Regions from separate parts of the Homo sapiens genome. Here region 1 is linked to region 2. The links are chromatin loops, found by intact Hi-C in ENCODE. Cell type or tissue: PC-3. All regions are shown on one strand. Links, peaks and the distances in the headings refer to the core of each region. The heading gives the core; the rest is flanking DNA.

Evidence for each region. Peaks named below come from ENCODE experiments on the same cell type or tissue, not always from the same donor. Only the 100,000 strongest peaks of a DNase experiment are listed, where the experiment ranks them.
Region 1: it touches region 2 in a loop (14-fold over the local background); 4 of 110 quality-filtered maps call a loop at or near these places.

The regions. Positions count from the first base shown.
Region 1 is chr5:21,233,403-21,241,757 of GRCh38, reverse strand. The region is part of intron 3 of LOC124900950 (a long non-coding RNA gene); the gene reads left to right. Among named protein-coding and RNA genes, the nearest start is that of LINC02146, 620 kb to the right of the region's middle. In PC-3, for the core only: no CTCF peak of the experiment used is centred there; no DNase peak of the experiment used is centred there; H3K27ac peaks cover 1,878 bases.
Region 2 is chr5:21,148,850-21,157,204 of GRCh38, reverse strand. The region is part of intron 2 of LOC102723561 (a long non-coding RNA gene); the gene reads left to right. Among named protein-coding and RNA genes, the nearest start is that of LINC02146, 540 kb to the right of the region's middle. In PC-3, for the core only: no CTCF peak of the experiment used is centred there; DNase peaks (open chromatin) are centred at 2,464 and 4,404; H3K27ac peaks cover 2,528 bases.

The DNA of each region.
Region 1 (8,355 bases), core at 330-8,329, 84 kb before region 2:
GTTAATTTCATGTAGTAGCAAACAAAACAGCTTAAAATATTAAAAGATTAATGTCCAAATGAAAGTGACCATTATGACAGCTGATGAGAAAACTGGACAGGCTAAAAGTTAAGATTCCTCTTGGGAATTTTTAAGAGATGGATTTGGATAGGTAAAGTGGGCAAGGGGATTTAAGAACATATACAAGCAAGAATTCATCATTGTCAACTTTTTTTGTTAATATTCTATACTAATTATGTGTACTTACTGTTATGTATCAGGCATTGGGGTAAGCAGTTTAAATGTGTTATATCATCTAATAATGAGATGTGATTGGTTTTATAGTTCTCGTATAGATAGGAAAAGTGAAGCTCATAGAGTCAAAGTCACAGTCCCCAGGTACTTGACCTGAAAGGGTGGGGCTTCCAGAATGCTGGGTCCTTCTGAAAAAAAAAAAATTGTCTAGTCTTCAGCTCTTTGCCATTATGGGAAGGAGACATTGAATGATGAAATATAATCAGACTAGAAGCATTATTTCAAAATAGCAAAACAGCAGCAATAGCAGTTCATAATTTTAAAAAGTACTTTCAAATTATCTCATGGGATCCTCATAGCAACCCTGTTAGCAGAATGGGAATTGTGACTATGAAAAAGAACCAATTACGATTTTTAAAAATTCCAATTCTTCTACCTACCAATACTGCTGATTTCGAAGAATAATGTATTTGTAATTAAGTTGTCTTTATTGGGACTTAGAACTCTATCATTTCCTGTTTGCTTGAAATGTACCAAATTAAAAAGGTGAGTATTCATTTGACAGAAAGAGTAGTGCTGGGCCTTGCTGCACATCAGAATCACCATGGGAACATGAACATATTGAGATCCATCAACCCTACGCTATGCAATCCTATCAGGATTTTTGAGATATGGTAAAACTTAGAATTAAAAAAAATGAGATTTCTGCTGGATCTAATCTTTGGCACTAATGACATATTTGTGATAGGCTTATTTTGGCCTTATCCTGTGTTCTTTCCTTCAGCTCAATATCCTACTTGATATTTGGCATGCTGTTTAAGAAACACAAAAGATCATAGAAACAGCCAAAGGATAATGCATATATATAAAATCCCTTTCTCATATTAGAAATTTTATCCCCAATTCTGATGGCTTTATCTTTGTCCACTTTACTTTCGCCATGTAATTGCAAATGTATCATTAACAGTAAATAGAACAGATATTGATATTTTATTTTTATTGATGGGTATGTGAGACAAATAAAGATTAAAATTTTATACATTAATTCAATAACTAATTGTTGAACACTTATTGTAGGTTAAACACTGTGAAAGATGCTAGAAATACAAAGTCAAATAAAATGTGATGTAGATCCTGAAGGGCCTTAAATTTCATTAACACAAAATTCCATTAAAGTGTAGCAGGTAATGTGAAAGTATTCTATGCAGGGCACAGTTTGCACAAAATGTAGGTTAGAATTAGGAGGTGGTATAGTATTTAAGGCAAAAAAAAACTGTGAGCTTGGACAGTCAAAGTCATACAACTTTTTATTGATCTAATAATGATTAGTAGCCACTTCTTATGAATCTGAATCCAAGATTTTCTATTTTATTATTGTTAAGTTTTATGGATAGGGGAGCTAGCTGTAGTGGTTTAGATAATACAGTTAGACAAAAGTAGTTGAGGTGGCACTGAAGAAAAAATTCTCAAAGAAAATTCTACAGATAAAAGAGATATAAGTTTGTAATGCAGAGAGAGAAGAGACAAAAATGAATCTGAGGTAGCAAGCCAGATAAACTTGTGGAATCTGTTTTCACACCTGAACTTGGGTTGAGGACTTGATATTGGGGAGAAACTCTCTTGCCTTGAAAGTGCCATCCCTTAAGAAATCCACGTGTATGTTCAAAGTGGACTGCAAAACATTCAATGAAATAAGTCTATTTTCAATTTTAATCACTCACTCAACCCATTGTTGCCGCTGAGGAGGTACTGATTAAAACACTCCTACTTCCCACTTAGGTTCTGAACTAATTGAGAGACAAAAGTAGGATTGGTAGATGAAGACCAAAATATCTACTTTATCACTGATGGGCAGAATTGGAAGACAGAGCCTAAAAGCACTTCCTCACCCAAAACTCAGGATTAGGCAGACCCACCCACCCAGTTGCAGGATGGACAGGGACATACTCATTCTGTGGCACCTTGTTTCCAAGAGGAAAAAGATGAAGTTGATCACATTGTTATATTTTCCCAATATATATCATTCAGATAAATCATAGCTTCCTCTCAGGGGCTCAGGGTAGGAGCATCTTCAGAGGAGTCTGTCTATAAGTCAGAGACTGTGTCTAAATTTTTGTGTCTCTTACAACGTGCTTATCACATATCTCTTACAATATGTTTATCATGTTTTCCTGCAAAAAAACAGAATATTCTACTAAAAATATTTTCATCATTAAGGTTGTTGATTATTTCACTGAATAAAAGTTCTGGAAGGAGGCAGTTCCAGAATCATTGATTCATTAGCTCAGCAATTGAAGAATGTAATTTTCTGTTATTGCTTTTGGTTCACAAAGTTGTCCCAACAGACTTGCCAAAGTGCCAAGTCTTCATGTGACAGCATCCATACGTTCAAAGGAATTAAGTGGTTTTCTTTTTGTTTTTCTACTTTTACTTAAATATGCAAATGTTATCTTTCCCAGAAGCCCCACATCACATGTCTTCTGACGTCTGAGTCACTAGAATTTGTCATTTCCTAATCCTTATCAAATAACAGATAACTGGAAATGGAATTACTGCAATTGACTGAGACTCATCATAGTGTATCCTTGGACCTATTGAAGGAAACTATTATTCCTGAGCTCTCTGTTGCTCTTGGTATGTCTGAAAAGCGCTGAAATAAATCAGAATTCTTTTGGCAAGGAAGTTAAGAGCTTGAATCATATTTATCAAATAATCGTTTTGTTCCCTTTGCCCTATTTACCTTCCTATAAAAAATATTCAACTTTTTGGATGAATGTAATATTATTAATTTATGGATAGAGTAAAATGCTGATGTCTGTAAATATTGTTTCATGCAAATGCAAAATATTAATACAATTCAATTTTAGGTAATGTTGAATTATTCCAACATAAATGAAAATTAAAACATTATCAAAATGGATTTAACTAACTAAACAAACAGAATATCTTTGAAAAATAATGTTGCCGGCCCTGCATGGTAGCTTACGTCTGTAATCCCAGCACTTTGGGAGGCAGGGGAGGGCAGATCATGAGGTCAAGAGATCAAGACCATCCTGGCCAACATGGTGAAACCCCATCTCTACTGAAAATACAAAATTCAGGTGGGCATGGTGGTGTGAACCTGTAGTCCCAGCTACTTAGGAGGCTGAGGCAGGAGAATCACTTGAACCTGGGAGGCAGAGGTTACAGTGAGCCGAGATCATGCCACTACACTCCAGCCTGGCGACACAGAGAGACTCTGTCTCAAAAAAAAAAAAAGAAAAGAAAAAGAAAAAGAATGTTGCCTATACAATTGATTCATTTGGTCATTTCATCATTTATGAACAAAGTATTCCTTTCTTTTTCTTCAGGCAGTCATCTAAAACATCTAATATAAAATAAAAGCTTCTTGGTAATATATCAAAATACAGATGTATATCTGAAATTCTGTATTTTTGACACAAGGATCTAGAGGAAATTTCCACATATATTATAATAAAATGGGTCAGAATTAAGTTGTTAATTAATTAAAACTATATCACATTATGACTGATTATAATACTTGACCAAGGAACAATATAGTAGCTATCTTCAACTTTCAAGTGTAAATAGAAAATAAGCACTTTTTGATTTAAACAAAGCTTTTGCAAAATGTGTATTAATATAATTGGTATGCTTTAAACAGGATGTTGCAAATGTTCAGAATACCATGCAGTCAGGTGATTACCACAGGTCTTTGGTTCTTAATTATCCATAGGAAAGCCAAATGAATCAGTAGTCAAATGAGGGCAATTATCACGTTTACAGAAGAACATGACTCTCTGGATGAAGCTTTCTGCAAGTCTCATTTGCTATTACAAATTCAGTAGTAGAGCATTTCAATACAAGTGAGGTTTGAATGATGCAATATAAGCCAAATGCTGTCAGTTTTGGGGCTGCAGACAATATGGTACAGAGTCACACATGTTTTCCAAAGTTTATTTTGGCAAATTTCTGAATATAGAAAATGTGATAATTTCATTCTGAAAGGCTTACTTGTGGGAACAGAAATTACTGTTATTATGGATTCCACTAAGATATATCATTTCATTAAGGCACAATTAATGAAGGAGGATTAGAAGAACTTCCAGTTGTAAATTGCCCTCTTCCTCTTTGTTGCCTAGCTGTGTAGAATATACTGAAAAGATTTTCTGTCTGAAGTAGCTATAAAAATGTAACCCACATGTCCCAAACGTCCAGCTAAATAAACTCTCCGTGGCAATTAGCATGTGTGTGCAGTTAGAAATCAAAGAGAAATACAGGCTTTTTCTTCTAAAAAGTATGCTTTGCTATTAATCAAGAGTAATGACTCTCAGCAGCACTGTTTCAGTAGCAGTTTTAAAGATTAAAAATATAATTGACTCATTGATGCCTTGGATGTCCAAACACTTCTTATGAGTCAGTATATTAAATGTCTAATTATAGACAATGATAATTCTTTTCCTGAGACATGTCCCAGCAGTGTTTTGGATTGTAAAAGGAAATAAAAGGACTAGGAATAGCTACATGACTCATGTTTTAAAATGAGTGCCTCTTTTCCTATGGAACAGATTAACTTTTCTAAATAGCCACTAGTACCAGATGCTGCTTGGTTAATCCTATGATATGGGAAGACCCTAAATAACATCCAGATATCAATTACTCTCATTAGAATGGATACTTTTCTTTATCATAACAAAAAATGTCAAAACTCAAACATCACTCACAACCCACCACCAACTTCAACATCAACAAGAAGAACTAGCAAAAGGGCATTTGAGTAAACACACACACACACACACACACACAAACTTCATATATATGTGTGTATGTATATATATAAACTACATATATGTGTGTGTTTGTTGTGTAGTTTACACACACACACACACACACATACTTGTCAAGGGACATGCAATTCTTGAGAAAGCTGAAATATGTCAGTACAGACAAGATAACAAGATGTAAAGGGTATTGATTGAAGTTCTAAAGCCATTTAGATTTTATGTTATCTAGGGTCCACATTTTTTTCAAATCCACCTAAACTTATATTCTTTTCTCGCTTCTGCCCATTTTTTTCTTGATTTTTCTCTGTCTTTTCAAAATCAAAATTTCATTGTAATGACAATTTTCTTGATGCCAATCTGGCCAGTCATGGTTGACTGAGTCTACTTTCATTGCCATGTGGTTTATAATTCTAGTTGCATAACTCACTCAATGTTGTCAAAACACTGATGATGTCTAGTAAAAAGTACAGTAGAAGTATATTGAGACATTAAGAATTAAACATATTTGTTGACTTGATGAGTACTCTCTCTGTAAGACTATAACTCAAAAGAAGCATTCATTGTTTTATGTACCTCTTAAAATATCCATGATACATCATTAACAAATAATTGGTTCACTGAAGGAAATGAATATGATAGTTTTTGAATTTAGTAATCAATTTTATTATTTCTGCACTGTTAATTTTCTCTTAGCATATTTCTGAGTGAAATAAAAAATAGGCTCCTTAGATTTATCAAGTTACAATGACTGCATAAATGTTCTATTTTTCTTGGCTTTAAACAAATAGCAGTCTAAAATAAGGAATCCATTTCAATCTAATGTATTGAGTATCTTAAACTTTCATCCAACTTAGGCCTGATCAATTTTGTAGGCCTGACAGAAAGAGCAAAGACTTGGCAGAAATGATGACAAATTGATGTCACTACTTTTCTTATTAACTAGGCAGCCAATGCTGACACTTAAACAGACTCCTTGGAGAATGCTGCAAAGACAATCTTTGACCAAGTTTTTTTGTTTCTAGCAATGTTTTAGGCTAGCACCTTGTGACATTGCTCCTCAGTACTCATGGTTCTTGTTCATTTTATCTCCAGGCTCTACTCTTGGCATTAGTCCATCTGTCTCTCTCTTTCTCTCATAAGGGATGCCTGTTGAAAGACACAAAACTTTGTCCATCTCTTAGTGGAAGCACAGTGCATTCCTAATGATACTCCCCTCCCCTTTATTCTGCCCCCAGGAAAGGGAAAATGTCTTTAATCTTACGAATTAGGAGTCGCATATGGCTCCTCTGCATCTATCAATATCCAGTGCCACCCATGTCAGCCTCTTCAGACAGTCTCCTTGAATGCCTCTCTCTCAATACATGATATTAAGGACTCATTCCAGATTTCCCCTTCTCAAGGACTGGGCAATAGTGCAACTGCAATGAAAATCTCTGCAATAAAATCCTCTTCTCCTCAGCACTCTCAACTCACATATTTAATATAGATGACAGACTGACTCTAGCCGAAGTACCTCTACAAAGTCCAGTGCACCCTCATCAGCTGAATTAGCACCACGCTTTAGAATTGAGGGTACCTGGTATGGACTCAATCATTCTGTCTTTAGGCTACAGCCTAACAAGTTATTTTTGTTAACATCTTTTCATGTTAAACTGATTAATACTTTGTCGAGCTATTATGTATAATAGGAACTCTGCTAGTAACTTTACGTGTGATATCTAACCCCCATAATAAACATTTAGTGCCATGATGATTCTTTTATAAATAAAAACCAAAGATCGTGGATTTTTACATAATTAATTCAAGATCAAAACACTTGTAACTGGAATAGCTGAGATTAGTCCTCAGGGTTCCCATCTTTCCCATAAAAAATAAGGAGATTTGAAATATTATCTTTGGAAGGCTTCTTATGTGCCAGGCATTTTAGATTCTTTTACATTTGGTTACTCAGTCTTACAGCAACCAAGCAAAAATGATGATATTCTAATGTATGAAAAAAAGGAGTAATTATATTCACTTTTCAATGTCATAAGGTACAAATTGTGCAACCAGAGTGGGATAATTTTTAATATAAAATCCATGCACATTCAATTACACAATTTTGCCTTCTAGCAATTATGTCTTATTTACTTCATTACAAATCCAGCCTATTGCCTTAGGCTTCTTTGCAATTGACTACTTTTATTAATATGGGTAGGCAGAGGTTTTCTATGACATGATTCATGCAAAGCAGCAGCATTCATTAGTTTATTCACAGTACCAATAATTGATTTTGAATTCTATCAAGCACTATGAAAAGGGATAGGTATATCATAATAAAACATTCTATTGGCCTCAATTTGCTCACTCCTATAGGAGTAAGAGACATTAAAATAATTACAATGTAACGCTAAAAAGATTTGGTAGAACTTGGAACTATTATGTTGTGAAAGCACCAGGGCAGGGTGCCTTAGTAATAAAACTGATATTTGAGGTGAGATTGAGAGAAGAGAAACTATACAGGTCAGACAAGAAGGCAGAAAAGGGAATATTCAGAAAGTAATAAGGGCATGAATATGAAATTATGACTAATTTGTTATAACTGTAGCATCAAGTACATGGACAGAAGACAAGCCTGGTTTTCACAAAGGAAATAAAAAGTAAATCAATCTGACTTTTGATGAGATTTATTTTTTGTATTCTTTAATCAGCCATTTTTTTCCTTCAGTCTTTAACATATGTTTCCTGAGTTCTTGCTGGCCACCAGATATGAAATGAAAGCACAATATGACAATTCTTGTAACTGTCATGAGTGCTGTAAGAGCGTAGGAAGAGGTAGAAGATTTTTCATGTGTACAGCACCTCACTGGAATGCCTCTTTCAAAACATGGGAGTGTCTCTTGAAACATGTGAACATGGACTGGTGATTCTAGTTCTTTAAAGAAATTCATGAATAGACTTTATTTGTTGGAGTAGTTTTAAATTTATAGAAAAATTCTGCAGATAGTACAGAAAGTTTCCATATACCCTCTCTCCTCTACTATTAATACCTTGCATTAGTGTGGCGCCTTTGTCATAATTGATGAACCACTATTGATACATTATAATTAACTAAAGTCCAGGGTTAACATTAGGGTGCACAATTTGTATTTTACAGCTCTCTGGGTTTTGATGAATGCATAAGATCACATATCCAGAGGACAGTACAGAATAACTTCACAGCCCTAAAATCTCTCTCTGCTTCACCTGTTTATTCCTCTCCTTTCCCCTGAACCCATAGCAATCACTGACCTTTTCCTTTTCTAGAATACATACAGTTGGGATCATATAGTTTGTAACCTTTGCAGACTGGCTTATT
Region 2 (8,355 bases), core at 44-8,043:
AGAATATTAACCTTATTAAATGTATGGTTTATAAATATTTTCTCCCATTTGTAGGTTGTCTCTTCATTCTGTTGACTGTTTCCTTTTCTGTGCAGAGCTTTTCAGTTTGCGAATCCCATTTGTCTACTTTGCTTTTGTTGCTGGTACCTATAGACTCAGCTCCAAAAAATTTATTACTTAAGTCAATGTCATGGAGCTTTTTTTCGTTCTATTTGCTTCTAGTAATTTTACAGTTTCAGGTCTGAAATTTAAGTCTTTAATATATTTTGATTTGATTGTTTTTCTGTGTTATAAGAGTCTAATTTTATTCTTCTGCATGTGGATATCCAGTTTTCCTAGCATCATTTATTTTCCTCTAATTTATTTATTTTAAATTAACAAATATAATTGTATATATTTATCAAGTACATGATGTTTTTCTGTGTATATACATTGTGGAATATTTAAATCTAGCTGATTAAAATATGCATTACCTCACAGTTATTATTTTTGTGGTGTGAACATTTTACATCACTCAGTATTTCTCAGCACCATTTATTGAAAAGACAATCCTTTCTCCATTGTGTGTTCCTAGAATCTTTGTCAGAAATCAATTAACTGTAAATTCATAAAATTATTTCTGGGTTCTCTATTCTGTTCCATTGGTCTATGTGTCTGATTTTTGTACCAGTACCATACTGATCTGATTACTATGGCTTTGTTTTAGATTTGAAATTAAGCAATGTGGTGCAATCACCTTTGTTCTTTTTGCTCAACATTGCTTTGGCTAGTCAGAGTTTTTTGTGGCTTCATACAAATTTTAGGATTGTTTTTTCTAGTTCTGTAAAAAACTGTCATTGGAACTTTGATAGCTATGGATTGAATACATAGATTGTTTTGGGTAGTTTTCAGTGTGCAAGTTTTTTTTTTTTTTTTTTTTTTTTACCATCTTTGTTGAATTTTTTTCCTTAAGTACTTTATTTTTCTTGATGTGGTTATAAATGAGATTGTTTAATTATTTCCTTTTCAGATTCTTTGTAGTGCATAGAAACACAGGTGATTTTTGTTTATTTTTTATTCTGCAACTTTACTGTATTTGCTTATTAGTTCTAACAGTTTTTTTGGTGGAGTCTTTAGAGTTTTCTTTTTTTTTTTTTTTTTTTTTTTTTGAGATGGAGTCTCTCTCTGTTGCCCAGGCTGGAGTGCAGTGGTGCAATCTTGGCTCACTGCAAGCTCCGCCTCCCAGGTTCATGCCATTCTCCTGCCTCAGCCTCCCAAGTAGCTGGGACTACAGGTGCCCGCCACCACGCCTAGCTAATTTTTTGTATTTTTAGTAGAGACAGGGTTTCACCGTGTTAGCCAGGATGGTCTCGATCTCCTGACCTCATGATCTGCCCACCTTGGCCTCCCAAAGTGCAGGGATTACAGGCGTGAGCCACTGCGCCCGGCCTAGAGTTTTCTATATGTAAGATCATGTGTCTGCAAGCAAGGACAGTTTAACTACTATTCCAGTTTAGATGCCTGTAGTTTTTTTCTCTTACCTAATTTCTCGGGGTTAGACTTCCCTTTCAGTGTTGACAGAAAAAGGGAAAGTGGGCATATTTGTCTTCTTCCTGATCTTAGAGGATAATGTTTCAGCTTTTCATGGTTGAATATGATGTTAGCTGTGGGCTTGGCATATATGGCGTTTATTGTGTTGACTTAAAGAAAATCTTAATTTAGATAAAAAAGCAAATGAGTAATGACAATTTAACTCTGAACAAATGGAGAGGTGAATATCTAATGTTATGTTGAAAGTTAAAAGTTAACCAAAGTTTGTTGATCATAGAGCAAGGCTTTCTGATATATACTTCACAAATAAATTTTGCCATGATAAGTACAACAAAATGCATGGAATCACGAAAGCAAATTAAGAGGTAAAAATGTTAAGCAATTTTTCTTAAAGAGCATATATACATATATTATAAAGCATTTTTACTGAGTTTTACTGTCTAACTTCATTTATTGCATCTAGAATGAACTTTTAGAAAAAGTAAACTCAAATCAATCTCATTTTTTTCACATTTATTATGCCTTAAAAATGAACACATAATCACAGAGTAATAAAGCTGGAAGAGGCATGAGACATTAAAGAGAAAATCCTTACTTTTTGGAAGAGAAAATGGTCAAGGGTGTTAATTTCATGAAAGTGGCTGGGGAAGCTTTCTGAGGGACCTACTGTGACCCTTCCTCCACTTTGCTAGCATCATTGACGGCTGGAAACCTTTATTTGCACTGTAGTTTTTCCTCCATGGAGCTTTTCTGCTGCAGTTGTGTAGCTTTGTTGGCAAAACAGATCCTTGCCAGTGTCTGTTTGTGTTTTTGGAATAGTCACATCATTCACAATTTTATGTTCACATTGCACTTTTCATGTCATAAGAGTCAAGAACCTCCATGCTCAGATGCACTCTGCACCTGTGTTGGGAGTTGGCAAGAGGCTCAACTCAGCTGAGTCACCCACCAAACACACTTTGGCACTGTCAGAATAAGGCAAAGACTGCTGCTGCCACAGACTTCTTCTGGTGGTAACTCACACCCGGTATGGAGGGTGGCAGAGGTCAATGGGCAGAGCAGCAAGGCTGGGGTCCTGTGAGGTGCAAATTCCAGGTGTCAGGATCATGAGGGAATAGCAGCTTCAAGTCCTGGACACATGACGCATTATCCCATCAGAATTTACTTAAAAATACAAATTCAGAGATATCATTAAGAATTAGGCCAGGCTTGGTGGCTCACGCCTGTAATCCCAGCACTTTGGGAGGCCAAGGCGGGCAGATCACGAGGTCAGGAGATTGAGGCCATCCTGGCCAACATGGTGAAACTCTGTCTCTACTAAAATACAAAAAATTAGCCGGGTGTGGTGGTGTGTGCCTGTAGTCTCAGCTACTTGGGAGGCTGAGGCAGGGGAATCACTTGAAGCTGGGAGGCAGAGGTTAAAATAAACCGAGATCATGCCATTGCACTCCCGCGTGGAAACAGAGCAAGACTCTGTTTCAGAAAAAAAAAAAAAAGAATTAAAAGCTTGCAATGAAGATCATTAAACTCTTAAGTGCTGGCCCTTCTAAGAGTTGGGCGCTGTGGAACTGTACTAGTCACCCATCCAAAGATTCAGCCCTGCCTAGAGATGGTGGAAAATCTCAAGAATGAGAATATATTCATCTCGCATATTGTTTAATGGAATTGGGGACAGAAAATGGTTGATTACATTTTAGCTATAAAGTAAGATTCATGCAAAATATGCATATATATAGACACTCAGTTGTTTTATAATAAAGATTATTAGTAACAACTTTTGCCGTATAGTTTAAATAGCATTAGTATTCTCTAATTCATGAATATTTAAAAAGTCAGATTGTTTGTGCTCAAGCAAACATGCAGTTTCTTCATTTTCAAAATGCATATAATACTTGAACCTAACTTATTAGGTTGTTGACAAGATTAAATAATACAGAGCAAGGCATAGACGTGGGTCAGTCATATAGAGCTCAATAAATATTAATAATTTGTTATTATTGTTACCATTACTATATTTTGGATTTATGTTTTCTATTAGTAGCACTGCAATACATTTTCTTATACCAAACATTTTTAATAATGTCTCACTCAAACAGATTTCCAGGAGATAAATGATTAGATTAATGATTGTGTTTAAGACCCTTGACAAATCAGTCAACTCATGTACTTCCAAATGGACTTCAAAATACAGTACATGTATAATTAATTACACTTCTACTTGCTGCACAGGAAACACTCTACTTTATAGATGACTAGTTTAATACTTTAACACTCCAATATTTGGAAAAGAGTGTGTGTTTGTCTGTGTGTGTGTGTGTGTGTGTGTGTGTGTGTGTGTGTGTGTGTTGCCCCTAGGTTCCAGATGAGTGAAATTCTGGGAGGCTTAGCTTCAAAATTAATAGCAGATGGCTCTAGAGGAGATACACTGGTTCTTACCAAGTGTCACTGGAATAACACAGGATGCTACACTGATGATATGAGATTGATGTAGAATTAGCTCAAGCTATTCTGAAGCAGCTAAAAGAATCAAGTATTCATGTGAAATGTACCTATAAAATCAATATAAATTTTTGACAGAGTAGTTAGCCATTTTCCATATTTGTATCAAGTAGTTTGGTAAGTGCCTTAGTCGTTGATATTCTTTTGAATATGAGGATCTATTTCAGGCATCAGACACACTTCAGTGTAATGATTTCATAATAGCAATTCCTGTTTGCTACTGATCCAACACATAGCCAAGATAACTTTATGATCACCTTCTGGAATTGCAAAATGCTCCCAATAAATATGGGATTTATGAGTAAATAATGCCTGCTAATGCATATGACTCATTTCAACACCCCTGGCAATCTCTCAGCTGGACATTCTTTTATTTCCTGCTTAAGTCAAGAGTAAATTGAAAACCACACAGCTAACATGACAATTGTGTTACCCTAAGAGATGAGTCATAACTGTGACATAATAATGAATCAAACTCTGGCATATCCTTTTGCAATAAAAGTTGCTGTCATGTGAGTAGACCAGTGGATATTTTATGTAAGATATTTCTGGCATTAAGTGGAACAATTTGGAGTAGGAAAGAGGATTTAATTTTAAAAGTTAATTTCTATAAAAAGTGCCTCTTTCAATAATTCCGATGTGTAATGATATGGAAATATTTTCTTGGTTCAAAATAAACATATAAATATTAAAGAAGTAAGTATAGGGTTTGCATTTTAGCTTTATCTGCATGTCACCTAACAAGTACATTAAATTTCTCAATTGAGAGAGATGATATGGCTCTGTCCTATTCATTATTAAAAGGTGATTTTTCAGCATACAAAAGAAATGTAGTGAAATATAAATTATTTTACACAGACCACATAGTAGAGGATGTCACTGTTTCTGAGAGTAGATTTGTATTGTTTGCTCTTATTTGATTTTCTCAAAAGAATGTAATGTTAATTATCAAACAAAATATTCTGGCTAATAAGTAAACCAAAGCAAAATAAAAAAAAGGTAATAATAAAAAGAAAAGGGGAGACATATAGATTACTTTGCAAAAGCCTTTGGCAGGCTGAGACTGGCAGAGCACTTGAGGTCAGGAGTTCAAGACCATCCTGGCCAACATGATGAAACCCCGTCTCTACCAAAAAAAATACGAAAATTAGCCAGGCATGGTGGCACACGCCTGTAGTCCCAGCTACTTGGGAGGCTGAGGCATGAGAATCGCTTGAACCCATCAGGCAAAGGTTGTGGTGAGCTGAGATGGCGCCACTGCACTCCAGCCTGGGTGACAGAGTGAGACTCCGTCTCAAAAACATAGTAAAATAAATAAAAATTACTCTGCAAAATGTTCCTAAATAAATGTTCTGTTACAAGTATTTTTCAGTGACAGAACATTTGTAGTAGTGATATATTTAAAACTGTGTTCTAATATCCTTTCTGTTGAGGATTATAAAAATAGCATTTGAAGTTAAACACTAGAAATGTTTATTTATAAAATATTTTCTTAATTAAAGAAATGTTAAAATTGGCATGTATTATGTTGGGTTCTTCTGAAATATGTTCTGAAGTTTCATGATAACAAAATAGATTTTTTTCTATCTGAAAATATTGAGATATGTTTCTCCCCCAAGTAGGTATGTTAAACTGTACACATTTGTAAGACTTTGGTTGCGTTGCAAGCAGATATCTTTCAAGAGACAGCTAATAATATCTGAAAGATGTTCTTTAAATCTCTAAACTAACTGTGCTGTTTGGGTCCATTTTCTATTTCAAAATTTTATTGATGATTCTGTTTCTTAAAAAATAACTTGTAATCAAATTATTCATTTTTTTAACAGTTTTCCCTTTTAATGTTACTCATAAGTTCATAGTTCCAAGTATTATATCCTATATATTAAAAATTTTAGTACATTGTATTAAAAAGTCTTGGTAGCATTGCCACATCCATCCCTCATAAAGAAGGACATCAAAATTTCAAAACATGCAGGCAATGGTACTAAAATGTTGCCTGAGCCATTATCTACAATTACTTATGTAAGACTTTATAAAAGTGAACATTCATTTAAAAATGGAATAGCATCATTTTGCATTGTGTCTTAAGTTTTGTGAAAAAGTATATTTTCCATGCTTATAAGGATTATCCGAGAGAAGTTTCCTTTATGCAGCCTTTCTCATGCTTCTTTCCTTAATTCCTAATTATATAACCATCTATATATTTCATTGACTTACATTGAAATGTTAGCTGTCCTGATATGTCTCAGCCTAATATCTAAAATTATGGTCAACTATCTTGATACTAATATGACATAACCCTTGACAATTCTGACTTTTAAAAAAATAGAGAAAAAAATTAAACTATGAAGACACTAGTTGTGAGGAGAACATCACATAGGATTTAATAAATAATATTATATAGTATAAAATCACTTTTAATACTTTTCTAAGAAAGACTTTGTGATTAGTACATAGCTATAAATCCAAGATATTTTCTGATTAACAGGCAAGATATAGAAGTGGCTTGATCTTTTGTCCTTTATGCATTATATAAAAAATTGGAGAAACATATTATTACAACAATTTTAATGTTATGTTCATTGCAGAAGTAAACTAACTACAGATTTCATAATGCTAAATTTGTTACTTGGTAAAGTAAGAATCATAATAGCCAGCCATCAGTTTATCTTTTGTGAATGACATTATATCTAGACACTACAATTTCCTAATCGATCATACAGTTTATGTAATGTTTATACTAATTAGTTAACTGATACACAAAATCAAAATGGTTATAAAATCCAATATAAAATTGACTGGAAATGCACACCTAGATATAAAGATTAATAGTAGTCTAAGTTTTAGTACTTACCTTTAATGTAAGATAAACACACTTTCTCTAGTCTAATTCTCCATGGCTATACTAATTTTTTCTTTTTGTCTGTGAGGTTACCAATTTCTACATGTAATATTAGAGGATTTTTAAGGTGTTGTTGAGAGAAGGGTATATAATTCACCAATTAAGTGTCATTTTCGTTAAAAGGACACTAAAACCTAGACATTGTCCTTCACAGGGTAAGCTAATTCTAGAGGCAGTAGATGGACCACTATTTCTAATTTCACGAATGTAGCATAGTAATTGGGAATTATATTTTTTAAAAAATAATTATTTTTAATTGATAAATTACAGATTACGTATCTTTGGTATACAATGTGATGTTTTGATTTATATGCATACAAACATAGGAACATAAACATAGTGGGATGATTAAATCAAACTAATAATCATATTCATGACCTCACATATTTATCATTTTTTAATGAGAACATTTCAAATCTACTCTGAGCAATTTTAAGTATATTATACATTACCAATTATGATCACTATACTGTACAATGTATCTCCAGTACTTATTTCTCCTATCTAACTGAATGAAACTTTTTACCCTTCAACTAATCTCTCACACTCTGTAATTAAAGAAATGCTGCTTTTAACTTCAGATTGTGAGAAGCAAAATTCTGCCTCTACCACTTAATAGCATTGCAACATAGGGAAAAAAAAATGTGGTTAATGTGACTAGTTAAATATTTTTGTTAGTTATTAAATGGAAAAATAAAATGTACCCCCAGTTATTGTTTAGTGGGGAAAAATGATAAAAATAGTTTAAATTTTTGGTACATATTAAATAATAAATAAGAGCTAATCATCATCAATTATTTGAGAATTTACAGAAACTTATTTTGATAAATTAACCTGTAAAAATGCCATGATTATGATTATCATTGGTGTGTATATATAGAGAGATACATCTATCTATCTATCCAAACACACCCCTCCCACACTGCTACATATAAATCTATATATTTAATGGATACACAACTTCCAAATAAATCCAGAGATTAAAAAGGAGACTTTATAACTGATACTGCAGAAATTCAAAGAATCATTGGTGGCTACTATTAGCAACTATATGCCAATAAATTGAACAATCTAGAATAAATGAATACCTAGATAAATACCACCTACCAAGATTGAACCAGAAAGAAATAAAAAAACTGAACAGACCAATAAAATGTAATGAGATCAAAGCCATAATAAAGTCTCCCAATAAAGAAAAGACCAGGACTTGATGGCTTCACTGCTGAATTCTACCAAACACTTAAAGAACTAATACCAATCCTCCTCAAACTATTCCAAAAAACAGAGGAGGAGGAAATATTTAAAAAGTCATTATGCAAGGCCAGTATTACACTGATACCTAAACCAAAGACATCACAAAGAAAGAAAACTACAGGCTAATATCTCTGATGGATATTGAATCAATAATCTCCAATAAAATACTA